2 separate regions of the Mus musculus genome follow, and region 1 is linked to region 2. A link is a loop called in an ENCODE intact Hi-C map of the cell type or tissue named here. Cell type or tissue: heart. All regions are shown on one strand. Each heading gives the region's core, and the rest is flanking DNA. Links, peaks and the distances in the headings are about the cores only. Region 1 holds the start of Gm41320 (a long non-coding RNA gene). Region 2 has its middle 13 kb from the start of Gm41322.

Region 1 (16,756 bases), core at 3,200-11,199, 680 kb after region 2:
ACTTCACTGCACAGCCATTTCTGCCTTCCCTTGTGGACACAGGCAAGGATTTGTTTAACTCTCAGCCTGTTCACCGTCAGTGGCAGTAAATGACCCTTACCTAGCATCCTTCTTTGTGTGAATTGAAAAGGATTCTTGTTTTATCAAACACCCTGCCTTTCCTCGCCTTTAACTTATTACTCGACTTTCACAGGCCCAACTAATTCTAATTTCAAGCTGCCTGCAATTCTTCCATTTTGATTCTTGCCCTTCCCCGTGTTGAGATTTTAAAATCGTGAGGGCGTGTGCGCATGCGAATGCACATGCACACCTTTAAAAACCAGTCACAAAGATTTTAATTTGTTCCTTGATCTAACCATGCATCGTAGAATGTCATAATTCTCCCATCAGGCAGGCAAGTGTCCCAATAACCTCACCGAGATCACAATGGTGAGGGGCTATCTTTCTCTGTGAGGCGTGCGGCTCCCATTACCGCTAATGAAAGGTCTTCATGTGCATTAAGGGGGAACTGGGCCTCTAATGAGATACAGAGAAGAATTGGAGCTGATGACTTCCGCTTCTAGCCCGATGCACTATAACAGACGTGCACTCTCCTGAGGCAATGGGCCAAAGAAATATGACACGCATGCGCTGCCCACATAAAATATCTCTTCTGATGGCAAGGTTGCTTTGGCTTGTAGTCTGTGACACTTCATACATCCTGAGGGGAGCTTTCTGGAGACAGAAGAGCCAAGGATGGAGAAGAAACTATGGAGACAGGTTACATTATATGTGAGATCGTTTTAGGTTCTATTATTCTCTTCGTTAATATATTACTTTACAACTTGCAAAGTAGTTGTTCATATGTCTTATCCTGCTCAGATACAGTGGGAAGCAAATGTCCTTGGTACAGAGAATCCTGAGGTACGGAGATACCAGCCAAACTACTCACAGGCGATGGGACCACTTAAGCAGATTGTGATGAGCCCACCCCAGAGTGCTGCACCCAGACTGAGAACTGGGCATGACAGGTGCTTTCGGGTTCATCCTAACCTTGCCTTTCTGGTTCCCTTTTGAAGTGTGCTTCCACTTGTGCCCTCAGATTTCACAAGAATGCTTTTCAATCATCTTAGTAACTTTTGCCCCTTCAGTAACTGAGTTGGTTTCTTACTTTCAACATCAAAACAACACCCTCCAAGGCTTATTTGCCGTCAGGTAGGATCCAACAGATTTGGGAAGATAAGAATCTTGAGAGTGAATGTGTTAGTAGAAGAAGATATTCGGAGGCCTGGTCCAGTCTTTGCCATCACTAACACCCATTCAGAGGCAAAGCCGGGTCCCTAGAGCTCTGTTGTGGGTCCTGAAACATCCTAAATCCTGCAATCTTTCAGACGAGCCTGTGGCTCAACATATCTCTAAGCCCAAATGTTGTTCCTTGTATGACTGAGCTTTTCTATGTGCAAGTTGCCCTCCAAGGCATCTTGCCTGCCCTTGGAACACAAGTACTGTGTACTTAAAGGGGAAGGAGGCTTTAGATGGGGTTTAGAGCTCGGTCTCCCCATCACCTTGACTCTTCCAGCTGGGAAGAGGTGGTCCTGGCTGCTTTGCTGGAGATTGGTGGTATAAACAGGTGGCAGGGGATTCTAAATTTGGTCTGAGCTGAAAACATTTCAAGCAAACAAAATTCAGCTACGTTCTCTTGACAGTGAAGCATTTCTTCCGAGATGCAGATGTCAGTTTTAGTGAAGTACAAATCAGCATCGACGATGGGAAGAAAACACTTTGAGGGCATTTGTGTGTGTTTAAGAGCAGCTGCTTCTCACAGAGCCCTGCATAGCTGGACACCCCTTTGCCCTAGCTCCTGGGCTTAAGGTGATTTTGCAGAGAGCCTTTCCTAACCCAGAGGGGAGAAACGTGTGATTTGTTAGCAACAAAGACATTTGCATTTCTGATGTTCCTGTCATTCTGTTCATGCCTCTGTGAATTCACAAATGTACAGAAATTCAGAACTCATCTGGGGTAGAAGAGGGAGAAAGGGAAGGTGTTGATTTTGCATGCTAATGAAGGCCTGATGTGGTAAATCTCAGATGACAATTTCCTGTCTTGTCCTGATGGACTGGGACAATTTGGGGGGGGGGGCGGAAGGGGGCTCTGCTGGGGAGTGCTCAGAGGCAGCTGACAGGGCAGCGACTGCCTGAGCCCTGATAATCACTGTTAGCAGTAAGTCACTGAAGCACCCTTGGACAGAAGATGATCTTCTTCCTTCTTGATCTTCCATGTTGCTACAGCTTGCTCCGAGGAAGAGAGCCCAACTGGCCAACCACCAGAAAGACATCACCTGTCAGTTCAGCACCTTTGTTCTTGACACGAATCTGGCTTGACTTTTGAAAGTAGAGCCCCAGCATGAGCAGAAAGTATGACTACAAGCTGCCCCTTTCAAGAGTGGTGTCAGATGTGGGCCACGCTTTGAGGACTTTGGGTGCCCATCCAGGAAACACAAGCATCAGCCTCTGCTCAGCGCTCGGGGTGGCAGGGACACTGGTTTGTTGAGTCAAAGATGTGTTTCTCAAAGTACTGCCCCATGAGCATCACCTGCAAGCCTTTTAGGGCAGTGAGTTCTCCAGACTCATTGAGTCAGGAGGATCCCTGCAGGAGGTGGGGAGCCTAGCTAAGCTCCTTGGGGGCTGGACACAGTTTGGCCTGGAATCTGGCTATGTCGCCTTCTGGGAAGGTTTTTCGTTTTGTGTTCTTTATCAAGTCTGAAATAAGCCTATACGGTTTATAAGTCCAACCTGGCCCCATTTTTAAGGTACCAGATGATATTGGGAAGACTTTACACAGTAACTCACTGTAACCCCAAGAAGTGGAGAACCGTGCATGATTATTTCAGGCCTTAGAGAAAGAGAGATGGAAATGAGAGGGGTAAACAAAGGAGAAGGGGGCTGGGAGAATCTCTCGTCCAGACAGACTTCCAGTTGTAAGGCAGAGAGCAGGGACATATCTGTGTTTGGAGTGTAGCGCCCAAGTCAAAAGAGGTCAGCACGCGTGACATTTTATAACTGTACACTGAAAATCCTGAGACTATCATGCTCTGGGATAGATGTAGACCTGGAGCCCAAGGTGGGAGAGAAGTAGGGTACTCTATTTCCGACCCTCATCCTTACCTCCCCAACATTAGGATCAAGAAGTCAGGTAAAAGGTGAGACCAAAGATTAAAAAATGTAGAGGAAGCCTGGCATGATAGCGCACACATTTAATCCCAGTGCTTGGAGACAGAGGCAGGCAGATTTCTGAGAGCTCGAGGCCAGCCTGGTGTACAGACTATTATGGTTTGATTTTGTTGTTGTTGTTTTGTTTGTTTGCCTCTGAAATGCCTCCAAAATATTGCCTATTGAGTCTTCTGAGGGAATTCTTGTGTAGCTAAGTGGTATCAATAGAGTGTGATGCCAAGAGTAAGCAAAACCAACATTCGGTGAAGGAATTTCTTGATGACCTTTATAAAGCGGAAGGGACATGTGGTTTTTAGTTAGCTGCAAAATCCCTACTACTATCTTATTCAGCATGGGACACTGGGGCACAGTGAGGCTGCAAACCTGCATAGCTTATGTCCATGAAACAAAGCACCCAGGCACAGGGAACGGACAGTCCCCTCCACCTCTCCCCTCCCCCCACATCCCTTTTACTTATCCAACTTTGGTTTTTGTAGTGCTCTCTGTTAATGATCTTTTTGTTGTTGTTGTTGTTAAAGAGTATATAGGAGTTTTAGATTTAATTCCTTACAGCTTGCATTTAAGACTCTGGAAAAATGAGAAGTAATTGGAAGATAACAGTAGCAGCTGCTTAGCCAGTTGTTTCAAAATATGGCAGTAAAATCTTCAACTTGAGACTCGCTATTTTTTGCATGCACATGTCTGTCATTGGCTGTGATAGATTTTGAACCTCCTCACCAAGTGAATGCTTTAGGAGGGCAGCGGAGAAGGCTTCTGACAGCTTATATTTTATAAACTTTACATATACCAAAAAATTGTGCTTCCCTTAGAAAAGGAGAGGGACGGGTGCTAATTCTATGCCAGCTTGCTCAACCGACTCAGGCTAGAAGGCAGCCTCAGTTTTCCCTACCACTGTTGGGAAAAGCGACCCGAATTGGTTGGGCACACAGATCAAAGGACACATCCTTAGAGGGAGAGGGGAAGTTTTGGTGGAAGATGCAGATTATTTGCATCACAGATTTGAGGTGTGGGGCAGGCAACATGTAAAGAAACGCCCCATTACCACCCTAGGCTACAGCTTCCTTATTCCTGTAAATGGAATTAGCCCGCAGCAACTGCTTGGTCTACACAGGGTATTTCAGTGGAATTGGGGTTTCATTTGCCTGTGGAGGGAGGCACTGGTGCATCTTAAATTGGTCATGACCCTCCCCCTTGAAGGCATCCTCCCTGCCCCGCCTCCCTGCCCCACCTCGCCCGAGAGCACTTGCTCTTCAGGGTGAGTCTTCAGAGTAGCAGGGGATGGATGGCTAGCTGTGGCCCTGGAGCTTGATGGTGGCACCTCAGTACTGTGGGTTACCTGGTGGGGAGGAGGAGAGAGCCCTTCAGCAGGTCTAAGAAGAGTCAGCTGTAATTTCTTATACCTGGTGCTACCTTTGTGGGGATGAATGGGAATTTTCCTGCTAAACACAGTTTTTTTTGGGGGGGGAGTGAGGGGGTAAGAGGTTTGTTTGAACGGTATCAGCCAGTGATCTTTACTTTGAAATTCCCAATTTTTTTCCCCCATAAAGTGAAGTATATGACAGGTTAGCAGTGTCAGCATAGGAAAGGGAGGTAGTCCTATACCAGGGGTTCTCAGCCTGTGCCTTTTGATCCCTTAGACAAACCTCTTATCTTCAAAAATATTTACACCATGATTCATAACAATAGCAAAATTACAGTTAATGAAATGGGAACGAAAATAATTTTATGGTTGGGGGGTCACCACAACATGCATTAAAGGGTTGCCGCTTTAGGAAGGATGAGAGCCACTGTCCTAGACACAGCTGGCCCTGGGCCTGAGTGCTTTCACAGTTTAACTGTTTGCTGCCGGTCGTAGCCCCTCCTGCTTCCTCCTTTGCTGCCCTTCTCCAACTCAGAAACTATGCCAATTGTTTTCCTTTCATGAAACTGTTGTATATGATCTACAAAAAGATAACACTTTCCCTTAGTGGGGACCAATCCTCTTATCTCGTTATATACTAACAATTACTTACTTGTGCAGTAACCCAGGACTTATAGAATCAAATTAAATTACTCATTAAAGGGTAGGCACTGGCCGAGTAACCACAGAGCCCTGTTGCTAGCAGTAGCTCCCAGGGATGGTGGGAGAGAGTCATGGGAAAGGAGACACAGAGAAGGGGATCGGACAACTTTTCTCCGTAACAGCCTTTTGGTATTTCAGACTTCGTGGGCCATGTGTTCAGTACAGCGATTGCTCACCCCGAGGCAGTCAGAAGGCCGCTGGAGACGGTATAGAAATGACCAGGGTGGCTGTGCTCTTGATAGGTGGACTTGGGAGCTGATACAGGAGCTGGTCTGATGTGGGCCTGCTGTAGTTGCCTCGCCCTACCTGAAGGCAAAGAAAAGCAGTGAGCATGAACATAAGTTAACGGAATGTTTGGAGAGCCCCCTCACTTTGCTTCCAATTCTGGCACTGACCATATCAAAAGAACGTCTTTGAAGCATAATTAACTGCTGACCAGGTGGTTTAGCACAAACTCATGAAAGAGCGTAGAGAAAGATACATTTACAGAGCCTATGTAAATATACAGTTTTATTTATCAGGGTTTATTACTTTTTATAGCAGGAATTACTACCGCGATGGTCCTTGGGAATATGGTAATAAATAAGACCATTTTCCTCTTGTCTGTAGAGAGCCGGTATTCTGGGGCGATTTACTTTTGGAGGGGTGTATGATTTAAATGGAAAGTGGTTCTGTGGCTCCGCAAACACGGTTCCCTCCCTTTTTTTCTACCCCGAGTAGGATGGCAAAAGCAGTCTGGAGCAGTAAAGAACTTGACTTGGTCTTCCTGACAGCCAAGGGCTCAGCGCTGTAGAGTGAGGCTGCAGCTTTCGGTAGATGAATCCTCCGCGCTGTTTCTGCCAGCGGCAGCTGTTTCCGGCACCTGGTTAATTAATCCAGGAAAGGCCAGTGCTCATTAAGAGTCCCTGGTCCCAGAGCTGCGTTTTTATGGGTGGGGAAACTGAGGTACTGCAAGGGTTATGGGTTTGGCTCGGCTCACAGCCTGCTGGAAGCTGAAGGCAGGATTCAGGCCAGCACAGCCGGTGGGCCCTAGGAACTGGACCAAAGCCTCTCTCCCAGGACGTCTTCGTCTCGAGGGCAGCTGAGACTTCTCAGACCCACGACTCCAATTAAGCTTAAGAAGGATTCAGAAGACTGGAGGCCCCCGCTGCGGGAAGGGGGGTGCGGGGGGGGGGGGGTGGTAGTGCTGCTTTGACAAAGGAGGGGCTCCAATTGGGAAACCAGATGCTGCTTCCGGACCAAAAAAACGCTTAAGAATTTTGGCAGCCTCAAGAGGTCAGAGCTGGAGGCTGCAATGTGTGGACAGTGCTGTGGCTTAGTGGCTCATGGTACTGTGCTCTCTGTAGAGAATTGTCCTGGAACCAAAAACGGATTTGTGCCTTGCGGGCTCTGGTTCCCTGCTTGTCCCAGGTTCCAGAGTTGGAACAAGCTCTCCATCTTCCTTCCCAGCCTTTTGCAGGGTTGTCACCTTGGAATGAAAGGTGTATTGCTTCCTCCAAAAAATAGCAGGGAGCTAGGAGTAGCAGCGGTGTGAATAGTGTATGAATCGGCTTACTTATTACCCTTTCGTGTTTCACAAAGTCAACCCCCCTTTTTGTCTTGCGATTTGCTTCCATCTACCCAGAATCGGCGTCCCCCCTCCCCCCGCCCTGCCCATGTTTTTTATTTATCTGTGGTAAATTAGTGAGTTTAAAAAAAAATGTTGGAAAACTAGATCATTTTAGTGTTTATTGAAAGGGGATATAATAAAAACAGGGTAGTCCCAGCTTAGAGAAGAAAACTGTAATCAGAATCACAGTGATAAGATGAAGGCCAAAACTAGCCAAAGGGTACAACTTTGGAAGGACTGAAGGCCAGCGGCCGTCAGAGATGGCAGTGGGTCCAGGAGACGACTCTCCACAGCTCCAGAAGCCACGTGATCAGTGTTTTTCCAAACTGGTATGGAAAGGTAAATGTTAATATCCAGCAAAACATGTGATATGCATTCTGGAAAACCTAGCTAGCGGAAGCCTCCCCGAGATCAGCGGCTGTGTGTGCTGTGTGTGCTGACCAATGTGCTTCCTTCTGTGGGGGCAGGATGATAGGAAAAGTATTTATATTTGCAAACAGTAGGTTTTTATTTGTTTGTTTTGAGACAAGGTTTTTCTACATAGCTCTAACTGTCCTGGAACTCACTATGTCAACCAGGCTGGCCCTCAGGAAAAAGAAGGGATCTGGGTGGAGTGGGCAAATCCTGCAGATGGTCACATGATTTCACCCCTGTGAAGGACGGGTAGAATAGGGAGGGAGGGTCTTGGTCTGAAACCCAGATCTAAGGATGTTGTGGCCAGTAAGGGGGAGCCCCTGAGGCAAGCAGTCAGTGCTCACAGGGCCTGTACTTACTGGAGGCTGGGAGGGGCACTGCCTTATTCAGGCCGCTATGGATTCAGAGCCAGGCTGGGACTAGCTATCTCCACAGCAGGGGACCAACACAGCACAGTTTTGAAGGCTGCCACTTTGCTTACCTAGAGCTAGCAGTCTCAAGGGGAGACAGGCAATCAATAATGACGTTGGTGTTCCCTGATGTGCAGATGTCACTAGGACCAAGAAGCAGAAGAGGTCCTGTCATGTAACAACCACAGAAGGTTAACTGCTGGCCACATTCGGAGGAGCTTCACTGAGAGGTCAGAAAGGCACACTGGACTCAGGAGAGACAGGCAGCATATTGGACAGAGAGAGTGAGAGATGGGGACCGAGGGATGAGCTGGAGAGGAAACAGAGAGGAAAGGAGTGAGAGGGGCAAAGAGGGGAAATAGAGAGAGGGGGAGGGCAAGAATAAGAGAAAGAAAAGCACAGAAAGAGGGAAGGAGAGAGCAGCAGGAGTAAGGGGAGGTTAGGTGGGTGGGTGGGTGGTGGTGGTGTCTGCTCTCTAGCTCAGTGTAAGACTCCAAAACATAGAATGGTAGAACTGCCTATACCTCAATTAACCTAATCTAGAAAATCCAAACACATGTCCAGAGGTTTGTTTCCATGGTGACTCTAAATCCCCCATCACCTTGGCAATCATTATCATCCATCACGATATCTAACGAACTGTCCTTGGAATTCTGGGGGCTCCCAAAAGTTATTTTCCCTGGTGCTGTTCCTTCTGGGGTGGGTACAAAGCTCACCATAGAACAGCAGGGCCTTTGTTCAATCCTCAGCGCTGTAAACAAAAGTAGAAACATGGTTAGAGGCACACAGCTCAGAGATAGAGCACCTGCCTATCAGGTACAAAGCACCAGGTTCAATTCCCAGTAACGTAAAAGCAAGCAAACTAACCAGAAAGCTCCAGCAAAAGAAAACCAGCTTTGTCTTGCCCTCCAATGCATACATTTTAAGGAAGTGCAACGGAGACCTTGTGCATAAAAATCATAGTCATCAAGACTTGCTCCTTGCAGAGACTGAAGGAAAGGCTACCTAGAGACTGCCCCACCTGAGGATCCACCCCATATATAGTCACCAAACCTGGACGCTATTGTGGATGCCGGGAAGTGCTTGCTGATGGGAGCCTGATATGGCTGTGCCCTGAGAGGCTCTGCCAGAGCCTGACAAATACAGAGGTGGATGGTCACAGCCAACCATTGGACTGAGCACAGGGTTCCCGACGGAGGAGTTGAAGAAGGGACTGAACTGAAGGAGCTGAGGCGGTTTGCAGCTCCATGGAGGGAGCAAGAGTGTCAATAGGCCAGACCCACCCCCCCCCCCGTGCTCCCAGGGACTGGACCACCAACCAAAGAATACACATGGAGGGACCCATGGCGTTGGCTGCATGTGTGGCTGAGGATGACCTTGTTGGACATCAGTGGGAGGAGAGGTCCTTGGGCCTGTGGGTGTTCTATGCCCAATATAGGGGAATGCCAGGGTGGGAAGAGGGGAGTGAGTGAGTGGGTGGGGGAGCACCCTCATAGAGGCAGGGGGAGAGGGAAGGAGATAGAGCATTTCAGAAGGGGAGACCTGGAAAAGGGAAACCATTTGAAATGTAAATAAAGAAAATATCCAAAAAAAAAAAAAAAAAAAAAAAAAAAAAAGGACTTGCTCCTTGGACAGTGGAATATACTAACCTTATTGATTAACATTTTCTTTCTCATATCATTTATATTAAGGATCTCTCAGATTTGAGGACAATTCCAATCCTTTCCACTGTGTTAGAAAATGATGGCATATATAAAAAAAAAGGGTTATCAAGCTAGTTTTGGGAGTGTGTCTCAAAGACACACTATGCCACACTAAAGTTTTAGAGAATAACCGAAAGACTTGTTCACGCTACGCAAGTGTGTAGGCGGCTTTGCTAGGGCACTGTACAAAAGGGTCACAGTGCATTGGCAGCGGTGAGTGAGGGGCCAGGGGAGAAACCGCTTTAGATCATCTTCCTGGACCTTGTTCTGAAATCGCAGCTTTCTATGCACACTTAGAAACATTAGCTGCTTTGACAACCGGGCCAGAGTCTTTAAAACCTGGTTCCTTTCTCCTAAGCTTCCCAGCTAGAGCCTGGGGTCAGGATAATCAAAGATCCCACCATAAGGTCCTCAGATGGTGAACCCACCCCTTGAGCTCTAATATCTGTTTCCTTTGAGTTTCAGGCACCTGTACGGATAGGAGTCATTGTTTTCTTCCTCACCCCTGAGTATGTTAACAATGTATGTACTGGTGGTGCTCTTTTGGTCGTACTCTTACCTAAGAGTTCAGTTCTGTGTGATGAAACACCCCGTTCTGTTTCTGTCCCTCTCCGCATCTGAAATGTGGTTCTTACTAGGTTATACTCAACCTTGGTCTGACATGAACATCTAGACATAAGCCTGTTCCTTCTTGGAGAGCCCTGTCTCCCACACATACCAGTGTGTCTGAGGCTGCCCTGCCCAGCCCTGGGGCATTGCAGACAGCGATAAACAGGAAAGTGATGCCAAGAATATTTAAAGAATAAAAAAATGGAATTGGAATTAGAATCAGAAATCGGAAGGAAGCAAGGAGCAGAGAGAAGGAGGACAGGGAGTAGGGTGTGCTGGGGAAGTAGCTTAGTTGGTAGAGCACTTGCCTAGCATTCGGGAAGCCCTGAGTTGTGTGCCCAACACTGAATAAAAGTCGGCATAGTGGCACATGCCTGTGCTCCCAGCACTAGAAGGTAGGCACAGGAGAATCAGAAGATTCTCTTCTAAATAGTGCATATATATGATAGACAGACAAAAAGGCAGACAGACAAGTGACAGATACACAGATGATGTTATACCGATAGATGATAGATACATAAATGATGATAGATGGATAGCTAGATATCTAGATAGATAAAGAAGGAAGAGGAGAGAGAATAGAAAGAGGAAGAAAAGAAAAAGAAAAAGCAGGCTGGAGAGATGGCTCAGAGGTCCTGAGGTCCCAGCAACCACATGGTAGCTCATAACCATCCATAATGAGATCAGATGCCCTCTTCTGGTCTGCAGGCATACAAGCAGGGAGAACATTGTATACGTAATAAGTAAATAAACAAATCTTGAGAGAGAGAGACAGAGAGAGACAGAGAGAGAGAGAGAGGCAGAGAGAGAGAGAGAAGTTGCAGAATGGCAAAGATCAAAGAGGCCCTGACCGTCTTATATGATTAGCCACATGATTGATAGGCTCCCCCTTTGAATGACAATTATCAGCTGGTGCCACAGACCCTCTGGGTCCCTTTGTTTGCGTGGAACAGGTCTCTGGTCGAAGGTGGGCAAGGAATCAGAGAAGTGAAAGACAGACCAACACGCAAGATTGTGTAGAATCTGAATGTAATTTGTCAAATTGAGCATCAAACTTTTTATACAGAAGAAAATAGGGAAGTTAGGTGACACATCAACAAGGTACAAATGAGGTTACTGGATGCTTAATGACTTACACTAAACAGAGGAATGTAAACACAAAGATTGGCAGGAACTGGGCAATAAAACAACTGAGACAAAGTCAGCCCTATCTAAGGTCAGCTATAGTCTTAGAAGCCAGGTGTGAGATCTTTACTCTCCTAGGGCAAGGGCTTTCACACCCAAGTCATGGTTCTAATTAGGGAGTTCTGCTCTAACTAGCCATCTCATGAATAATGCATTACCCTAAAACCACAGCCTGATCTGATCTACTTCCTAAACCATTGTAAATTCCTGTATATGGGAGCAACTTGGCTTTTATTCTAAGTGATAGTGTAATGCCAGAGGCAATTCTGAATGTCACTGAATAGGCAACATTGAATTCCAAGCCCATGGTCAGCTCAAGGACTTCCTAGGACGTTGGAACACTGGCGAAGGCTTAGCTATGTCAGAATTCAATCTTAAAAGGCACTTATAATAAGATAATACTAAAAGAGAGCACGTGGATCCATACACCAGACTAACACAGGGATAGAGTATGAATATACAGGTTATGAGAATGCCAAAACCCCAGGAGGTGAGTTCCTTTTGAAACTCTTTTCCTCGTGAGTGCTCCCAGGCCTCTTGGCCTGCCAAATAGACTTCACTGGAGTGTGCGTGCGTGGCAAGATGGCATCTGCTGTAGCATCCTATGATGCCTTTGTTTGGACCTGATAATGCTGTATTGAGATGTTGGCTGCTGCCATGTTTCTGGCCTGCATTTTCTCATTCCCTACTCTCTTTAGCCTTTAATGGTCAGAATTCAGGATTTACAAAGGGGACAATGATAGAGATGAGGCATTAGTTTTTAGAGTGTGAACCCCTGAACATGTTGTGGCCTAAATACAATTTAGGAGCCATAGTTTTTAGGTCTAAAGAGGGAGTGCCACTTCTCCCAGTCCATGGTCTCTTCCCTTGCTACTAATATTCCTTTTGAGGAAAAAAAATATGCAACTCTGTCTCCTGAAATGCGAAGTTAGATGCTATGAAGAGCTACTTTCAGTGTCTTGGTCTTTGTAAACAGGAACCTGGCTCGCCACTGCCCTCTAGAGCATTCAAACCTCACAGTTTGGTGGGTGAGTAAATGCAGATGCAGGGGACTGGCCATAAAGACTCTACAGAGCTGCTAAACCAGCAGAAGATCTGGTGGCCACTTGTGCTCTAGCCATGCCTCAAGTCAGTGGCTAAAGATGCAGCCATGGTTACCAGGCAAAAGTAGGGGCCATGTGGGCTTGTCCAGTAGGAATAGAAGCCACTGGATGGGCAGTTCCAGGGAAGACAGTGAGAGACAGAGAGGAGAGAAACGTGGAGAGAGAAGGTGACTATGAATCCTGCCATTCACCTTTTATCATTTACTGGGTTAGTTAAGCTTACAGAGTTGGGTTCTGACCACAAAACCTGGTATGTCCATTCCAATTATTGGTCATTTTCAGAATTCACAAACTCATTTTAATATTTTGTCATCCTTTTCAGGAGTATAAGCTTCCTTCACCAGTAACAGTGCTTTCTTATTTGGGTCTCTGCCTCTCTAATTACAAACTCCTTGACTGCAAGGGTGGAAATTGTTTTCACTGTTGACTCCCTTCTCCTGTCGGAGAGTAAGATCTTCAAAGAGCATCCTACAGTATCCTACAAAACAAAGCAAAACAAAGCAAAGTGATGCAAAGCAAAACATAACATAACAAAACAAAACCAACAAAATGACCTGGTTTTCAGGAAACTTCCCTCTGGGTAGATTAATGGCCCTGGGGTCACTGGTGGCCTAGAAAGTGGTCTCTTCTCATAATTAATCTGTCCATCTGTTGTCTGGATTATGGACTGGGCAAAGTATGTGCTGGGAAGGAACACGTTCTCTGACTTTCAGAGCTCTGAGCTGGAGCTGGGGCTATGTCAAGTCTGGTTAGGTGTCCTGCACCATGTGGTGGTGAGGTCTGTGTGTGGAACTGGTTAGGGCACATTGCTGTTGCAAAGAAAGTCTGAGTTGCCACTACCTTAAAAGGTTGTGTTGCTCAGTTCTGCTGTCCTTGTGAGCCCAGATGTCATGGTAACTGGGGAAGTTGGCGGAACTCTTACAAGTCTTCAGATATGCTCTCCTCCATCCTTCCCAGCATGCCCGTTGTCACATGCCCTTTGTCACGTGCCTTTGTGCTTCTGGAATCAAGGACTAGACTGCATGTTTTCTTCCTGGGCTGACCTGCAGGCCTGCAGGCTAACTTTCTGGTCTTTGGAATGCATCAAAAGTTGTTTTGTTTGCCAATCTCAGTCTTTGTCTTCACAGTTCTTGCATGTGTCAACCTGCTGCCGGCCAAGACCAGCTGCCACAGAGATGCCACCACTGAAGCCATCTTAGACCAGCCAGATCCTTGCCCAGCTGGCAGGTGGCCACAGGCCTGACAGCTAGCTGGGCAGAGAACAGAAGAGCTAACCATCACGGCCAGGCACAGGATCCTGCATCGAGTAAATGGTTGTTATTTTAAAAACGTCACGATGTGTGTGTGTGTGGGGGGGGCTTATTTATAATGTATCACAAGCTAGCTGATAGTCAAGAAAGAAAAGGATTTTTATAGAAAAAAATACGTCTGGAACACACTAGATTACACAAAGAAACTTTCTTTGCAGTAAGTAACACTCTACAGTCTTCTGATGCTAACCTACACAGAGAAATTCTGGGGCATGGCGGGGTGCTCAGTAAGTCATATTCTGCTCGCAAATGTATATCCGTGGGAATGCTGCCTTCCCACCCTTTTCATGGATCAAGGTATATATAAAAAAAAAAAGCTATGTTTTAGATTGCATAAAGTGTTTTGAAGCTTTTTTACTTTGTTACCTGTATTGAAAAATCAAAAAATAGGGCTGGGTTGGGCATGGAACAGTATACCTCTAATTCGTATGCAGGTTTTTGAGTTGAAGACCATTCTGGTCTGTAGACACTGTCTCAAAAGCAAACAAACACCCCCATAACCCAAACTAAAAAACCAACTAAACAAACACAAAAGAAAACCAAGATTTAAAAATGAAAGGCAAACATTTCTTAAAATTGAATTTTGGTTAGCGTGAGTGCATACACACACACACACACACACACACAAATAGTTTTCACAGTGTATTTTCATACAACTAGATCAATATTGTTCATTCTAACTTGTCCCCACATTGGCTTCCCTTTCTTCTCTCCCCACAAATAAACCTTCCTTAGACTTTCATCTTACAAATATTCTATTCTCTTTATATTCTTTCTTTTTCTTTTCAGACTTTCTCTCCTCTTATAGTCTCCTTCCTACTTTATACTCTTTCTATTTCTCTCTCTCTCTCTCTCTCTCTCTCTCTCTCTCTCTCTCTCTCACATACACACACACAAATCCAGATTTCACACGCCAGATGACACATGATATTTGTCTTTTTGAGTCTAGTTTATTTTGTTTAACACACTGATCACCATTTCCATCAATATCCTGGCAAATGTTATAATTTCATTCTTCTTTATAGCTGCATAAGAATCCATGTGTATATATACACACCATACAGTTTTGAACTCCATTAGCCTGTGGATGGGTGTCTAGGCAGGCTCCAATTCCTTGCTGTTGTGAATGGCACAGCAGCAATAAACATGGCTATATCTTGGTGGGAAATTGACTTAGAGTCCTTTGTGTCTGTACCCAGGCGTGGTAAACCTGAGTTCTGTGGTGCTTCTAGTAGTTTTTAAGCAACCTCCACACTGTTTTCTATATTGGCTCTATCAGTTCCATTCTAGTGTTCGAAGGATTGTTTCTCAACATCCTTGCCGTGTTTGCTGTCATTTGTTGTCGTTACTGGTTTTTAAAAGCAGGCAGATGACTTCACCCACGGCAGAGCTTTAGTGCAGGTTAGAGAGGACTGCACTGTGAAGCTGAGATTGGCAGCAGGCCACGTGAGTGAGTGTTCTCAATGGCTTCATTTGTTTGCTTGATGACTGCCACACTGACTGGGTGAGAGGAAATCTCAGTGTCATTTAATTTGCATCTCTCTGATATAGAAGCTTGGCATTGGGTCTGTGTTCCTCAGAGGCAGGGGCATATCTGTTGTACCCTTTTGCTCTATCCCTAGTGGTTAGTATTGGGTATGCAAAAGTTGCTTCTGTGAGAAACAAGACTGTGAACAAGGCTAAATAGAGTGGATGAGCTTGCTCTCTGGGACAAGACTGTGTGCCACAGGACAGCCAAGAGATATTTACATAGCCCAAATGAAGTAAAGTCCCAGGTTGCTAAGTGATTCCTATTCTTGCTTTCTCGCACATGTTTTATAACATTTGCCTTATATACCCAGCAACAGTAACCCACTCACCCAATGCCATAGAGAGTCAGAAAGACAGAGGAGAGACAGCGACAGACAGAGACAGAGAGAGAGACAGAGACAGAAAGATAGAGAGGAAGAAGGAGGAGGGGGAGGGGGAGGGGGAAGGGAAGGGGAAGGGAAGGGAAGGGGGAGGGGAGAGGGAGGGGGAGGGGGAAGGGGAAGAAGAGGAGAACAAGAAGGTGAGGACAGCAAGGACATGGGAATTTTCAAGGACTTCATTGAAGTCTAACTGGCAAGACAAAAACCAAATTAACACACTTGGGAGCTATATGAAAACAACAGCCCCGATTTCCATGGCTTTCCCAAGAGCAGACACTGACCTTAGTACCTTTGCATGGTAATATACTTGTTTCTTGCAACAGTCTGAAGAGTTAGTGCTGGATAGTACTTTATTGGATGCAGAATATTTTTACATGCCTTGAGTTGCTAATCAACATATAGCGCTGAGGAATTTGAAAGATGATGTTGAAGTAGCGAGGGTAAGTGAGATGGGGTAAAGGCAGCAAGCCTGATGCCCTCAGTTTGATCCATGTGGTCCATGAGATGGAAGGAAATAATCAGCCCCCTTAGGTTGCTCTCTGATCTCTGCTTATACACCACAGCATGTGTCTCCCCACCACTGTGCACAATGGAAAAAAAAAGTTGTTGAGGCAATGAGAAGTCAGCTAACTTTCCAATGGTCACCCAGCTACTATGTCACCCTGTTGGGTTCAGGCCAGGCATCCCGAGCAGCAGAAGGCCTTGCCTACACAGGCCCTCACCCTGGTTCAGCCTCAGTGTCACAGGAGAAGGTTCTGACCTCCACTAGGAGAAAAAGGCTATGATGGATGTACAGTGAAAGCCCTTAGAAAAGAAGGAAATAGAAACAAAGGAGCAAAGGCTGAGAGGTGTTGGATGTTGGCATGAAGAGCTGCATGGGGTTGGTGCCCTGGCAGCATGTGGCAGAGATAACTGGGGAATCTGCATGGCTTCCTCCAAATGTCTTATTACAGCTGAATCACAGAGCAGCTGCCTGTATGTGTCTATGAGTGGGCAGCAGGTGTCTGAGTGGTCAATCAGGACAAAGTGGGGCTGCAGGTGAACAGTCATGACTGTGAGGACCACCTTGAAACAAGATGCCAATTCCTATGAGATGCTTAATGTTATGCTTTCATGCTGAGTGGGGCCCCAAGATTCACTTCCTTTTGCCCTTTGGTAGATGAATCCCACATCACAGATGCTCATCCTGGTCTCACGCTTGTCAGTTTCATGATGATTCCGAAAGCCACCGA
Region 2 (16,756 bases), core at 4,716-12,715:
TGGTACTAAACCACCTTTTATCTGTGGCTTGTGTGCTTCTTCCTGCATTAACGTAAATATCACTGATGTGTTGGGAATAAACATTTTGGCCCGACCCAAAGGAGCCTCTGGAGATGGGACCAAATGCTCCCTGTTAGAGCAGTGTCTCCCCATGCATCAGATGGACAACCAAGGCTAAGAGCTGCTTTATGTCACGTTGGCTTGCAGGATTTCATTCCCCCAACAATCCAGGAAGGATTAACGGCCATTCAAGGACATCAGAGTTTCTATTCTAACTCTTGATTTGTTGTTGTTGTTGTTGCTGCTGCTGCTGTTTTTGTTTTTGTTTTTCACTTTCTTATCTTGCCAGAGTGAAAACTTGAAGATAATGAAAACTACTTCATTTTTGGATGTTCAACAGTGCCATCCTCTTTCTTCTTCCATGAATCCTGTAAAACCTTCAAAACATCTTAATCCAAATTTCTTCCCAGGTCTGTTGAATAACAATCTTAGCTTTTGAAGCCTGTCAATACAACTGGAGGAAACTGAGTTCATTAGATTTTCTAGATTTCTTTCATTCTACTACAGGCACCTAACCTGACTTCTGTCATATTGAATTTGTGAGGCTTTTTTTATGCATGTATCTAAAAAGTTGACAATATATTCATATGCTTTAAAGTGGCCTAAGATCATCTTAGAAAAATTGACCTGTATACGATAGAAATATCCCAACATACCAACAAGCTATGCATTGCTATGAGCTTTTTATTGGGTTATTATAAGTCTGAATTTCATAGAGTTCCATTTGTAGCCCACCCAATGCTGCATGCCAATGTGTGTTAAGTTAGTGCAGTTTGGTAATCAAGCTTCTCCATACAAAATATTGTTCTCTCTCTGTCTCTCTCTCTGTCTCTCTCTCTGTCTCTCTCTCTGTGTGTGTGTGTGGGGGGGGGTAGTGTTTTGTATTGAGAATTTGGAATGTCTCTCAAATCTTGGAAGGTGAATTTTTCAGTTTTCACAGTAGTTAATTCTAGCAGTATGGTATTGTTGCTGATGTTTGCAGACGCTCTCCTGCAGTGTTCCAATATTTCCCCCATTCTTCCAGTAGTGAACCAACTATGAGTGAAAAGCTATAGTGTTTTTCTTTTCTGTGCCATGTGTAGCTGGCCACTTCTTTACCACTCTGTTCTATTCCAGCTTGCCAGTGATGCTCATATGTAGATTCACTCCAAAAGAGCAGCTGAGTAGGTGGTGAGTAAATTGGTGACAGAGATGTCCCAAGACTGACGATATGCTTTGCTCTCAATAATCATGCTTACAAAGCAGCTGTTGGAGATGTTTACAAGGCCAGCATTGCCTACTGCTGCCACCAATCCCAGGACTACCTTGGTGAATTGAACAGCTGTAGCTTGCCCTCAGGAGTAGGTCTGTGACAGAGCTGACAATCTCTCAGTCTTTAATTCAGCACTCATGATGTGAACTGTATGTTCTGGCCCATTGACTTCAAACCAAATCAATGTGCACAACTTTCATGCTAAGAAAGGAAATTCTGAGACCCCCTCTCCCCAAGTTTAGTCAGGTGCATTTATTCTGAATGTTAGGATAATCTAAAATTTCTAGTAATAGATATTCAGCTCTGATTTATGTCAAATTAAGGTGATGGGTCTAACTTTAAATTGTTTGGCTGTAATTTGCTGGAAGCATTTGTGCAAAACAAAACAAAATGCATTCTAAATTCAAGGGAGGAGAGAGGCACAAAGTCTCCTAATTCCAACAATCTTGTCCTCATTTATTTTTACATTCAGCAAATATTTATTAAACACTTACAATGGCCTACACCGGCAATTACAAATAGGTTCCATCTTGTGTGCCAACTCTGATCAACTGTAGGGTTCTCTCTGCCAGTCCCAGTGCACATGTGGGCTCAGCTGGAAAGTGCCATGAGTGATCAGCAGCCTGGCCTACCCAGGTAGCATTAAACAGCAGTGACAGCAAACACACCAGGTATTTGGTAGTTCCTGCTGCAGCCTCTGGAGATGGAGCAATAAAGGAGATCCATGCATAGTGTTAAGGAACTACATTCCCTGACAACAAGAGTCCATAGAGGTTTATTTTACCTTTTGACTTCCGTTCCTTTTCAGGAGATGTCCCCTGTCATTCAAGCCAGCACTGCTTCATATACTTGTGCATTTTGCTCAGTGATTTCATCGGGAACTGCAGCATTTGCAGCTGGCTATAGCTCACCCCCTCGTTAATGCACAAGACTAATTCATCTCCTGCCCAGAGGAATTGGAACTGACATTACAAAGAAAAATTGCCCCCCAACTCAAGAAAAGTCTGTCCTGGACCGATCTCTGAAAGTTCAGCTCCCTACAGAATGATACAATTTGACATCCCAATTACAGCAGCCAGGAGGAGAGTGGGGGATGAAAGGAAGGGGCTCACATTTCAAGCAGTAAAGGAAAACCATTTAGTTGGCTTGCATGCAGATGAAAGAGACCTCAGTCCCTGGAGCTAATTATTCACGGCATTAATTCAGGATGTGAGAGACATAGGATGCACCTTTGTAAAAATGCCCCGAGATAGTCAATTGAAGCTGATTAGTAAAAGCAAAGCTGGAAGGGAGGGCTGAAGAGTGTGTGCAGGGAATCGTGATTCATGGTGTCTTGTCTAATTTCCCGAAGAATTGCTAGCATGTGCATTCTATAAAAATCGATTAATCACTTGAAGCCAGATGCACCCTTTATTGAACCTGGCCCTTCCTTATTAAATATAGAGATTAAGACCAGGAATAAGGAAATAATACTTAGAATGGTCTATCATCATCCTTATATATTTTACTGCTAATGAAGCAAAAATACATTTATGTTGAGATAATCAAATCTAAAACTCAAGCGTCTCTTCAATTTCCTGGTACAATTAATGGAAGAATACAAAACTCCATTTCAAAGGAAGGCTCTTCTTCACCTTCACAGTCATGATAATTAAAGCATGTGGATTGCTTCCCTTTCAGGTCTTAATAAGGGGTGAGATCAGTCTGGTTCTACAGATGGTGGAGTCTAGGTCATGCTTGGTGTGTTTTATAAAGAAGAAAAAAACGCCTTTGCTGAGGCAGAAATTCTTTCTTCCCGTGGCATCTTCAATGAAGACTTTACCATTTTGTATTCCTACCCTCCTTTTCTTGTCTTCTTGGGAGAGCCATTCTTTTGTTCAGGAAACTTCCTTTCTCCTTTCAATTGCACCTTTGTAATTCCAAGTAGGAACACCTATAATTAGGTGTGTTCCCTCTCCTGGCTCCTCCTCATCACAGAGATGTCTTGAGATAGGTCAATTTCTTCCTTGGTGTTTTAAAACACTGGAACAGAATGAGATGCAAATAATTTTAACCTACTGTCTGAAGTATGGGGGGGGCAGATTTCCCACTGTGCACCATGGCTAAGATGGGGGAGAGGGTGATGTACAAGAAGAAAGGGAGAATGGAATGTACAGAACTAAAAAAATAAAAAAATGGAAACTTCTGACTCACATTTCCAATATCCTCTGTTAATTCGTCAATTTGACTAAACTAGATGCTAAAAGAAAAATGGAGGCTCTCTATGACGAAGCACAGCAGCTCGAAGAGTGTTTATCTTTTCCTAGGGATGGCATATGTGTTACAAGCCCTTATGTCTCACCACAGCAAGCCGTATTAGTCACAGTAACATTTCCTGCCGACCTAAGACATAGTTTTGCCATCGTTCGGGGCACAGTGCTCTTGGAACACTTCGGTTAAAATTGATCTGAGTGGGTGTTTGAGAAAAGACACATTGAGCCTGATTCTAGACCAGTTTCCTCACTTAGCTTCAGAGGAAATCAAGGTCGAATAAAGACAACAAGACGTTGAATCTAGACTAGACTGGACAGTTCTGATGGCAAGGCAGGAGAAAGTCTGCGGGGGAGTAATACCATAATTAAAATGTTGGTGTTGGTGTCTCAGTTCTGCCTTATAATGTCTTAGTAGCCCCAGTAATCCTCAGCAATTTACACTCCTCATACCTCATTTACAAAGTGGGAATTTTAGCAGTAGTAGCTTCCTCATATAGATAGTACAGTCAGTTAATCTGATAATTAGTGTATAAGGTCTCTGTCATATAATGAGTACTGACTATCGTTGGGGCAGCAGGGTCAAAGCTATCCAGTAATTATTCCATCATATTGACAAGGGTGCAGAACATGAAAGAGGATAAACAGTGGCAAGGTCACGGAGCTGCTCATCTAGGGTGGGCTGTCTTAACCTAAGTGTTCCAGCTTAGAAGTAGTGAGCGCACTACAACAGACTCTGCAACCAGTTTCTGTTTCTGTACATTGCCTAAAATATTATTTTACCCCTTCATTGTAGGATACTAAGAAACTTGATTTGTGTTCTTACTTAGCCCTTGACACAGCTGACAAGGATCCTGACAGATAAATTGGTGCAGACTTGTCTCCTGGGACCTTCTTGCCCGAGCAAACATGTCCCTTGTCAGCTGGTTAGGAACAGGTACTGAGATCTGGTCCATTCCAACTCTCCTTTATCTGTCACTTTCAAGGTCAATGAAAGCTGTGACCTCCTATAAGAGCAAAATTGTTGCTTTCTTCCTAACCTTTGTCTTACAAAACCTGTGTCTTCTTTTGTGACCATTTTTTATCTTCATTTGACCAATAAGGAAAAGTGGCTCATAGAATACTGGTAATTGACCCAAATCTAAACAGCAAGGAGAACTGGATTCAAATGTCAAGGACCTTGACCGGATCAATACTATTAGGCAGTATGCATGACTGGAAAGTCTGAGCATCTTTCAAAGGAGACATGGATATCATGGAGTTCCAATCAAAGAGTATTTCTGGTTCTGAAAAAATTACACTCTTTATTGGACAGGTCTTTAGACAGGCCAGATACAGATTAGTCAAGACCATTTTTTAATGAAATTGTATTTTATATTGTATGTTAATTACTTGCTATTGCAGAATTAATAAGGAAACTTAGAGGAGGCTTGCCATCTTTTATCTTGTGATTTAAGGGTAATTTGTGCTGCCTTTCTGCACCCTTTTCTTAAAGACTTTATATTCTCTTTTAAAGTAAGATTTATTTATTATATTTTAGAATTGGGAGGCAATGAGGGAGGGAAAGAGGGAGGGATGGAAAGAAGAATAGAGGGCAGAAATAGAAAGAGAGAGAGGAAGAAACAGAGACAGAGTTAGGGAGTAGTATGTGTTTGTGCGTGCATGGACCCACAAAGGCTGGAAGGGGTGTTAGAGTCTCTGGAACTAAAGTTACAGGAAGTTGGAAACTGTTAGATTTGGCTGCTGGGGACCAAGCTAGAAACTTCTGCAAGAGAAGTAAGAGCCTTTCACCACTGAGTGTTATATTCTTATGAGAATTTCCTTCTATCATTCTACTTAAGGCTGGGAAGTAGAACTCTTTAGGAATAAAATCGCTTAAGATTTTTTTTTCCTAAACTGAATAGCTAACATATCTTAAAACATGAAATTTTCTTGAAGAGGGGTTTTGTCTGTGTCTTGGCTTTTAAAACATAAATAATATTAATAATATTTGGAACTGAAAGATAACATAGGTAATTTTTCCAACAACAAATATGTTCTTTTAAAAATTAATTTTAAATTATTACTATTATTATTATTTGCATGTGTGCATATGATATGCAAGTGTGGATATGCATGTGCCCCGGTTTGCCCTAGGATCAAAGTCAGGTCACCAGACTTGCACTGCAATGTCTTTACCTGCTGAGCCATCTCACAGATAACTTCTTTCTATCTCTCTCTATCTATATCCATATCTTGTATATCACTATAGATAAACAGATTTATAGTAGATAGATATAGATAGCTAGAGAAATGGAGAGATAGATAGATAGATAGATAGATAGATAGATAGATAGATAGATAGATTGATTCACATTGGGGGCCCATTGTGTTATTTTATGAATACACCGTGTCTTAGTTTGGGTTCTATTGCAGTGAAGAGACACCATGACCAAGACAACTCTTATAAAGGCAAACATTAATTTTGGGGCTGGCTTGCAGTTTCAGAGGTTTATTTAGTCCATCATCACCATGGTGGGGAGCATGGCAGCATGCAGTGTAGGCAGACTTGGTACCGGAGGAACCAAGAGTTCTACATCTTGATCTGAAGGCAACAGAAGGAGATTGTCTTCCACAGCCAGCCAGAAGGAGGCTCTCTTCCACACTGGGCAGAGGCTGCACACAGGAGGAAACCTCAAAAGCCTGCCTGCTCAGTGACACACTTTCTCCAACAAGGCCTCACCTACTTCAACAAGGCCACACCTTCTAATAGTGCCATGTCCCATGAGCCAAGCATATTCAAATCACCACACACTGTGTAAGTATCAGACCTGAAATTTCATTTAAATGATTAATATAAATCTTATTTCTCAGGCAATTGTTAACCTTAAGGTAGTTTTTAATGTCATAATTTTGTGTTGATCCAATGAGACAAGTATTTCAAACATAAGAGTTTCCTTGGAAAGAGTGTGTATGGATGTGTGTGTGTGTGTATGGATGTGTGTGTGTGTGTGTGTGTGTGTGTGTGTGTGTGTGTGTGTTTGGGGTGTGTGTGTGTGTGATTTAGCAATTGATTTTAATAATAACCACAGCCTAACATAACACACATTTATCTAAACACAACAAACCTGCTTCGACATAGAATGTAGAAAAAAAGGCCAGAGTCTTAGGAGATGATTAAATGTTTGTAAAACACTTGTGCCTAGCAAGTTTCATCAGAGGGTCACATTACAGTTGTGAAAAGCTACACCATGTAAATAATTGGATCATTTCCATAGAAGACATTGTAAATATATAACCTGAAAACTTTCTCACTATCTTTTAAAAATTCTTGCCCTTATTGCTTGGTTATTTTGCTGAGGGTTACTATAAGTTTAATATGCTTTTACATATTAGCAATAATTTCTATGAAACATTCTATATTAACTTTATATCATGACAACCGAACTTGTATTGATACTTAATGCACATATGTGTGATATATTTTTGTGCCTGAGGCCATTTATCTGCAAATATTGCTGCTGAAGGTTAGGCTAGCTGTTTCCTGGCTGTCTCCAAATTGCTACAGGATGGATTTTCTCAGACACAGAGTGTGCGTGGTCAAGATCTGTATCTTGCCCATATCGTTAGTTTCTTGTACAGCTGGATCTGTCCCAGTTCACTGCCCCAGAGCAAACAGAAGCTATTAATATTTTAATGAATTACCTTTGGGGCGCCATGGAAAAAAGAAGAAAAGAAGAAGAAGAAAGCAATAAGATTGCCAGTTTCCCTGAGGGATTGGGAAGCCTGAGGCAGTTTCATCTCCTGTCAGCCTTGGTCCTTGAAATGTTTCCCTTGCTAAGTCTCCACACTGTCATTTCTGACTATCTTGGCATGCCTCAGCTACACCATAGTCAGCTCTTCCTTTCTGTTTTGCAATTATCCAGTTTGCTGCTGGGGAAAAAGACAATCTCTAGGCAGTGTTTGTAACACATTTGGGACCATTTGGGGAAAGGAGAGAGAGAGAGAGAGAGAGAGAGAGATTGATTTAACTCTAAGCTAAAAATCACATCCTATTTCCTCATTAAATAAAAGGTAGTGTTCATATCTGATATTAGCCTTGACTAATACTATCATGAAAGATTCATTTCTAGTCAGCACCCATAAAGACTTTCTTAAATGTCAGTGACAAAGAAACCCCAAAAGTATTGTGCATCTTCCTGGTGAGTTTACTCCAGGTTTGAGCAGTGCATTAAATCTAGCTCTGGGATTTTTCAGCCCTTGAAGCCATGCCGGTTAAAGGCATGCTTGCAAAGTGTGACAGAGCCACTAGATGGCAGGAGTGCACCGCCTAAGATGAGAGCCATCCTCAAGCAGATAGCTTCAGCCTCCCTCCTGGCAGATGTGGGGGAGGAGTTGCTGATTATTGATTGGTTCACTGACCCCTGTCTCCTCCTCTTCTCCTCTAGCTCTAATTGCAATCCTGGATGCGATTCTCCCATGGCCACCTCTGTCAGGGTGGGTGGCTTCAAAAACTGTCTTGCTGGACCCTGTAAGTGGATCTGCAAGATGACACAGCCTCTTTAGTTCAAGGTGGTCTGAATATCTTTTAACTTACCCAGCCCAGTAATCCTGGAAACTGTCAGAAAAGAGTCCTAAATATGCCCCTGACTGGGAATGCTAGTTTCTCCAAGGATTAGTGTGGTGGGTCAATAAACCTGCCTCTGATTAACACACCTGGTTTTTCTACCATGCTTGTCTTTGCTCATTCATTTCCTCTTCCATTAAATGTGTATGTCGTTCCTACCATGAATTAGGTGCCAGGAATACAACCATGGATGAGACATATTCAGGCCCTTTAGGAAGTCTTCTGTTTAGGTACCAGAGGTTTTTAAAGGCATGATAGATGAGTGATAGTTGATACAGAAAGGGCAGATGCAGGACATGTTAGCATCTCTGTTGTAGAAGATAAAGAATACAGACGATTAGAAATGGGACAGGCAAGGAGTTGGAATAGGAAAATCTCAACCTAATGTCTAACCTAGAGATTAGAAGAATCTGCAACTGAGGTAGGAGAGGGTGCTGTGAAGGAAGAAGTTGTCTGGCTAATGTGAAGCCAGGCATGTGGGCAGAGGACGAACAAACCAGGACCAGATTGAGACAGTCTCCCCCATGCTTCGACAAAAACATTTCTGCTTGAACTTCTTTGATCAGTGGAGAGCTGTGAAAGATCAAGTAAAAGGCAGAGCCCTGGTCCTATCCAGTATTATAGACAGATCAGGCCAGAGCCCTGCTCCTATCCAAACATAGACAGATCATGGCAGAGCCCTGTTCCTATCTAGGTTTTGTAGAGACATCATTCTGATGGCAGTAAGAGAGAGGACAGTGTTAGAAAATTACAAAGTTTGTACAATTACAAAAACCACAAGTTAGATCATGTAGGGACACAGTCAGTATCCTATGAGCAAGATCAGGAGGATATTTGGAGGGTTTTGTTGTTGTTGTTGTTGTTTGTTTGTTTTGTATACATAGAGTGAGAAAACTACTGACTAACAAATGACTTCCTTTGTCTGCGGCAAGTACAAAGAAAGAGTAGCCAGTGAGTGGGCAGTTAATGTTGAATCTCAATGTATAATGTTCAAATAGCACAAAACTGTAAATTTGCATCATCCCCCCAGCTCCCTGACATGAGTGGCTTCATGCATGGTAGGCTTTACATAAAACGATATCTGGCTGATATATAGCTTCAGGATGAAAGAAAGCACTAGTTTCCTAATCTTCACGGAGCTGAGAGATCAACTTTTTTTCTCTCCTTAATAAATTCCTTCCTTGAGTTTGTTTCTATTACACATTTTGGATTTGGCTGCACATACTGTATTTTCAAAGCCTTCAATAGACATCTCAGTAAAACTAAAGTAGAAGTTGCTCAGGACGAATCAGCAAGCACTGAATTGATAGCACCCCAGAAAGCAATATAAAAATATGTTTTGAATGGAATGTGTATACAATTCTTAGAGGTACTTTTGACACATAATTTGGAAGTTTTCTATGATTAATAGTACCATGGGAATTGAAATAAAGAAAGGAAGATGAGAGAAAGAGAGGGAGAGGGAGAGGGAGAGGGAGAGGGAGAGGGAGAGGGAGAGGGAGAGGGAGAGGGAGAGGGAGAGGGGGAGGGGGAGAGGAAGGGGGAGGGGGAGAGGAAGGGGGAGGGGGAGGGGGGAAGGAAGGAAATGAGACAAACAATTGAGTTATCTAAACTTCCTGGCATTCTAAAAACACACAAATCAACAACAACAACAACAAACCAAGGAAGCATAACAGAAGATAGCTAAACATTTAAGTTCTGAAAGAAGAGAATTGAATGCATGGTCCACAGACTGATGCACTGTAAACACATGAAGAACTGTGGCCTTCTGCAGGTCCAGGCGTCAGCCAACAGTGCATGTCCTGACTCAAGATTTATTGCTCTTTACTAGGTTGCAAGCACAGCTAACCAACACAGGTACCTTCCTTCTCATCACTCTTAGGCCCCACGAAGGACAACAGATCTCAGGCAAGGAAACACAAGTGCAATGCATTGCCTTAATAAATACGAACCTTGAACTAACTCTCCAATATTTCTCTTCTTTGTGACTGTGCTTCCGTAGAAAGAAATGTGTGCCTGTGCTTGTGACATACAGCGGAACAGAGCCACAGGACACAAGTACATTGCCTTGGCCATCATTCCAGAGACAGAATTCTGCTATGTTTGTGTCCACTTGAAATGAGCACCCGCTGAAAAGAGACAGGGAGTCTCCTAGGTCCTTAGAAAAAGGCTGCTGCTGAAAAGTGGGAAGTGTGCTAGACTTCGTCTCACATATCAACTCAAATTGATTGCAATTGGCTGCACGGAGTGCCCTGCTGAGCAGTGTTAGTAAGACAGAAAGATTGTTTTTCAAATGAGCAATTGCTTAGGAAAGGAGAGTAGAGGCACAGAGCATGGATTCCTTAATCTTTCACTACACTATCGCTTAATCAATATTATTGACATATTTAGAGAAAGGAAGCATAGAGTGGTAGGAATGTACTGTTAAACACTGTGGAGATCAGACAAGCCATCTGAGACGGGAAAAGCCCGTTGCTGAGTCTTGGAGACTCTCGAATTCACTTTTTCGGGCAGGTGAATACTGTTGAAGGATAAACCTAGCTGATCAGTTTTGATTATGGCTTTGGAATTATTGAGAATCTGTGTTCAGGGAGGCCTCTTCCTATAATTGCATAATAGGGTGTTTTGAAGCACAGTGGATTATGCTGATATGAGTGAAAATGCAGTGATCAAACGTGGATAATTTTTCTAACAATCACGTGAAACATTTATCATCTCCATGTGTTGGGAACATTCAGTCAAGAAAGGCTTTGAATTTAACTTCAACGTTCACTATGACTGGGAAGAAACTCAGCAGATACAAAGTGTGGGTGCCTAAGAAGCAGATAAAATCCTGGTTCTGAAACGATATGCCCAAAGATTTGCTACAGGTTCTGGATAATGCATTTGGTCATGTCTACTGACATGTCTTGCTGATCATTCCAGACTGCTCAGGGACACAGCTTGGAAGTAGCTTGCTTGTGACTTTGATAAAACCTACATCTGTTAGCCAATAACTGAACTTGTAAAAATAATAAAATTAAACCATGATATAAAAGCACATGATTCAAGAAACTTGGGGTCTACGTTTGAACTGATACAAACTTTAAAAATAGTCAAATATGACAATTAAAATGCATGGATTCAAGTTTAATGATTTTGGAAAGAAAATACTATTCAGCTTTGCTTCCTCTGGCTATCCGAATGTGCTAGGGAATAATGTATTTCCATATCACTCTCAGATTCTAGGGCAGGCTGGTACTTGCTTGGTGTTTTCTATTTCCCATGACTCTGATACCTCTTTTTCATCATTACATCTCCTCTGATTGGACTCCTCTGCTTCCCTGTCTATAAGGGCATCTGTGAATTCACTGGAACAATAAAATGGCCCTTTCTCAAGGTCCTTAATCTATTCACAATTCCATTTGCTGTGTGAAACAATACATCCATACTCACAAGCGATAGACGTGCAGGTTCCGTAGGGATCTTTGGTTTTGAAAGTTTTTACATGCAGTTAAGATTATCTGCACATTCTGTTACTGATGTGAGATTTTTTTTTATTGTATTTTTATCTCTCACCTAAAAGACAAAACAAAAGTAAATGTGAAGCAAAGCTGATTTTTATTTCTGCTTGTTAAAATCCTTGGGACAAGGATTGAATCCAATAGGTTGAAATGAACAGGAAAAAATGTCAATTATTTGGTCTTTGGCAGTTGGTATTGTATTTCTTACAAGTGAATACCTCAAGATTGAGTCACAGAAACTCCAGCTGCCACATAAAAGTAAGTGGGAAATAAGTTTCTTTTTAAAATGTACCTCAAAACACTGCAGACTCCAATGCAATACCTGAGACATTCATGTGCAGTTACATATAGCTCAAGAAGAAATGAAGAGGAGGAAGGTGGCAGCAGAGGAGAAAAGAGTTATGAGCCACCACTTTCAGCAATAACCGGGTGGTTTATTATAGTGCTCCTGGATTTACTATATCCATGCACAAGTTCACATGCTGAATGTCCCCAAACGACAGTGTGACGCTAAGATGGAGAAGCCTGTAGTGTTTTACTCTGTTCAAAAAGAGAATTTTTAATGAGTTAACAGGAGTCTATTGGCTTATGGTTGGCACAATTGGAGATCTATAGTAGGTCAACAAGGCTGCATTCCATCTGTATGGTTGAGACAGTAATGTGTCTCCATATTATTTGCAGATTCTAGAGCTGGCTCATCCTTGCCTGGTGGATCCTTCCTCCCCTAACTCTGACAGCTCTTTTCCATCATTGCATTACCTCTGAGTTTCATGCCTCTGCTTTCCTATTGACAAAGGCTTTTATGATTATACTGGGACAATATAATATCCCTTTCTCAAGATCGTTAACTTATAATTCCATTTGTTATATAACATAACACACCTATACATACACATTATGGAGGAGATGGGACCACAAAAGTTCCTGTACCATGATCTCCATGCTATTTTTATAGTCATGGCATTTATAGGCTCTTCTATTCCAATTAAACTGCCATTTATCATCTGAAATTTATTAAGCACTAATCTCTACATCAGGCTCTATGCAATAGCATATAAACCAAGTTTAAAAAGACAGAGCCTAGCTCACCATGATCTTTGATAATCTTTAATCCAAAGGGTTCATTGGGGGAAATAATGAAAGATTTTTGATCTTTTATTAACTCAAATATTAAGTGATCAATTTATAGACAAGCATCTAATTTTGAAGATTATTATTTGCCTTTAGGAGTATCTGATGTTCACAATGTCTTCTGCAATTTCAATCTCATTGCCTTGACAAGAAGGTAAACCTGAAGTTGACCGTTATTAATTGTGCTTTCCTATGTGAACACATGTGTAGACCTCACCATTGACTCTTCTTAGGTCTTTGTAACTTCTTTGTGGGATGAATGTAGAACTTGAATCTTTGAGTTAGGAAAGCCCTGGCATGCTAAACACATTTTCTCTGAGTCAAGAATGATGAGAAAAATGTGGGCAGTAGAAGTCTGGCCCATGAGGTGTCAAGGGTGCCCAGTGACTTTATTTGAAACTGAGTTAGGAATTCTTCATGGCATATTTTGGTAAGAAATTTGGCTACATTCTGCGATGCCCTGAGAACTTGTATGAAGCTGAATACAGAGATAGAAGACTAATTTGACTGAGAACACTTCCAAACCATATGGAATTCATGTATATCATGGTTACTGTTCATGGCTCTCATCCAGGTCCACAGTGAAAGTAAGAAAATGGTGAATACGGAAAAAAAATAGTGTGGATTTTACTGGGGAAAGTTATGTGAATAGTTTTAAAATTTTGGACAAGGAGAGTACAGACAAATGCAAAATATCAACAATTAGTAAAGAGACCAGGCAATTGGTGAGAAACCTGGTTCCCTTCACTGAGAATTTGCAGCAAAGAGATTTCCTTAAGTTTCAGATTAGACTTGGGCTGCTAACTTTTAAATAGTATTAGAATTGTTAAAATCTGTTGGGACCTTTGAAATTGGAATGGATTTTGGGGTAATGGGATAGCCATGAACTTTTGAAGATATAGGAAGGAAGATTATTGCTTAAAGGTGGTAGGTTCAAGTAAATAAGGATTGGAATTGTGATGGTCAAAAATTACTATCAACTTTGTAGCACATGAAATCAACCACAAGACAAGCTTCTAGACATTGGAGTGAGTAATTATCTGGATAAGATCAGTCTGTGGGGAAAAGTGTAAAGGATTGTCTAGATAGGATGAAGTGAATTGAGAACACCCAACTGTCCTATGGACAGCATCATTCTGGAAGCTAGAGTTCTATTCTTAATACAAAGGAGAATACAGGCTGAGTATCAGCATCCATATCCCTCTGTGGTGCAACATGACCAGATGCCTCAAGCTCCTGCTACTCTCTCTTTCTACTACATAACCAGAAACTGTAAACAAAAATAAACTACTTCCCCCAAGTTGCTTTTGAGAGGTATTTTGTTGCAGTAGTTACACATGCAACTATTAACCAAGACACAAGCAAGAAAAGGATTTATACGATCACAAGCAAGAAAATTATTTATATCTTTTGTGCTTTGATGGTGGGAAAATTTATTATGAAGAAATAGAATTGCTATGGAGTGAAGAGTAGGTGTCTAACTATATCTAAATCAACTTCGTCATTAAACATGGTCATATAGGAAGAAAATCTTAACCCATGTTCTGTGTTTGGTAAACCATTCTGGAAGAAAGTTAGCTTTTTGAGAATAGAAAATCTGTTTCTGCATTAAATATTGACATAAGTTGCGGTGTGAGTGTAGTTCAATAATTCCCCCTTTAGGGCCTGCTTTCCATATCTGTAAAATTAAATTTGGACTGAACAATATGCATGATTTCTTCTATGCTTTAATTTTTTATGGTTCTAATGATTTTGGAGAACATTGAGATGAACAAATCAATAAAAGAAATGGATGTATAATTGTCACTCACAAGGAAGGAGCCAACATCTAAATGTAACTGTTCACCAATAAATTTGACAGGTCTATACAAAAGTATTGAGAATTTAGACTGCAGGCTTAGAAGGTGATAGAGTTTAGAAAGTGAAAAACTTTTATTGGGCTGATAACAGTGAGCTTTTAAAGTATGGCAGTGATTAGGCAAAGCTTTCCTAATTCCTCTGCCATTAACTCACAAAGGGTATCACCTGTTACTCGAAATGATGTCAATGTGACATTTACTTCAATTATTCATCATAAGAAGCCTGGTCCTGTTTCTCACTCACCACACGTCTGAACCTTTCAATTTTTGTGACTGTTTCCACTTTCTTCTGAATGTGATCTTGGAAAGGGTTGAGACAACTGAACATGAATAACAATTTATCCTCATTCTCTGAGGGGTGGGAGGATGAGAAAGGGACTTACGATTTTCTGATGTTAGATAGCTCAGTAATATTTAAATATATGTTGGGGAAAGCAAGCATTATTTTGTAACAAGACAATAAAATTATATTGTATTTTAGATAAAGGCAGAAAATAAGGTAGTTTTCATAATTTTAAGCATTAGTATGACTGCAGACAAATTTAAATTGCATAATTGCATTTTTAAAAACCTGACTTTACCTTTGTCTGACTTTTAAACCTGATGTTTGACTACCTTTGTCTTAGTTTAAATTACTGTTGTCTTTAAGATGCCATAGTCTACCAGAAGGTAAACACTGTGAACACAAAGGATCAGGGAATACAGAATAGGACAGCATTAATTCTGAATTAGGTAAGGGTTACATTGGAGACAAACTAGGGAATGCCAGAGGTAGGATTTAATTATTTATCCTTCTCTTAAAACACAAACTACCAATTTGTACTTCTTCAGTTCCCCACTCCTACATATACTGCCCAAGCCTCTTGCAGATCAGATCTAGTTTCTTTCCTGGGCCTTTGTGACTGTGGCAGGTAGGGTTACTCTAATAGTAATATCTTATTACTGTCACTGCAACCAGTACCCAGCACTAACTGAGATGAAAAGTACCTGTAACCTGTAAAAAAGGTAAAAGACACTGACTATCAAGTTATCTCAGGGGAAGAGATACACAGTGGACTGACACAGTCAACGTGAGCAAGGAGGCAGAGTTATGGCACTAGAGAGATGAGTCTGCCCTAGAAAGAGCTTTCCTTGGGCTTCAATCTGTGGTCCATTATTGGAGAACATGTCAGCATTCACCAAATGACAGATCCTAAGAACCTAGAGAGATGATACAATTTATCACTAGAGTAGGGTTACCATTCTAAAACCTATATTTATGAGGGAACATAGCTCATATACAATGAACAGCAAAGTCTCCAATCCCCTGCAACAGCTTCACTATCCAAACACAAACATTGGTCTGCTTCATGTATCTGTTGATTAATTTGCATTTTCAATAAGTTTACAGAGTTGGAATTATAGGTGCTGAATCTTTCCTTGAGAGCTTCAGTCTCTCTATGTTGTTGTAGCTACCAATAGTCATGTAGCTTGACTATCTATCTGCTGCATGGGCTGTCATTCATTTATTTACCCAAAGACAGATATTTCAGATTTTTTTTTGACGTTTTAATTTTATAAATAAAGGTGCTACGGGCATTTATGTAAAAATAATTTCAAATTTGACATACACATAAAGCCTAGATCTAGGTTTTTCTTTGCTACTTTATTCCTGTACCACTTCAGGTTGTATCAGAGAGCACTAAAAATGGACCCTATAATTCTATCCTTTGAATGTCTTACCCAACGCTTCCATTCCCTCCAATGTCAGACAGTCATCTCTCAGCAGAGGTCCCATTTTATTAGACCAGTGAGTTGGGTACCTCACCTGAGCCCTGCCTTCCCTCAAATGATATTGCTTGCTTGCTGGTCTTGTGTGCTCACTGAGGTAGGAACTTTACATGTGACCCAGGATGTTCTGATCCTCACTAGGCAGCCCCAACTGGTCTCTAATTTGCGCAAATCCTGTGCCAGCCTCTGCAGTGGTGAGATCACAGGGATGAACACATATATGCCTGCCTTGAGAACCTCTTGGAGAATAAGAACATTTCATATTCATCATGGTATCATCACGATTTGTAAGATCTTCCTAAACACATGCTAAATTATTGAAATAA

What was found. A loop is a pair of places that touch in the nucleus more often than their neighbours do. Peaks named below come from ENCODE experiments on the same cell type or tissue, not always from the same donor. Only the 100,000 strongest peaks of a DNase experiment are listed, where the experiment ranks them.
Region 1: it touches region 2 in a loop (6-fold over the local background); 7 of 42 quality-filtered maps call a loop at or near these places.

The regions. Positions count from the first base shown.
Region 1 is chr15:51,764,754-51,781,509 of GRCm38, reverse strand. Gm41320 (a long non-coding RNA gene) reads left to right here and starts at 6,473. Exons shown (of 2, transcript XR_875335.1): 1 at 6,473-7,934; 2 at 13,432-13,638. In heart, for the core only: a CTCF peak has its summit at 6,242; DNase peaks (open chromatin) are centred at 6,319 and 6,439; H3K4me3 peaks cover 585 bases; H3K27ac peaks cover 981 bases.
Region 2 is chr15:52,450,124-52,466,879 of GRCm38, reverse strand. No RefSeq gene overlaps it. Among named protein-coding and RNA genes, the nearest start is that of Gm41322, 13 kb to the right of the region's middle. In heart, for the core only: a CTCF peak has its summit at 7,848 (motif pointing right); no DNase peak of the experiment used is centred there.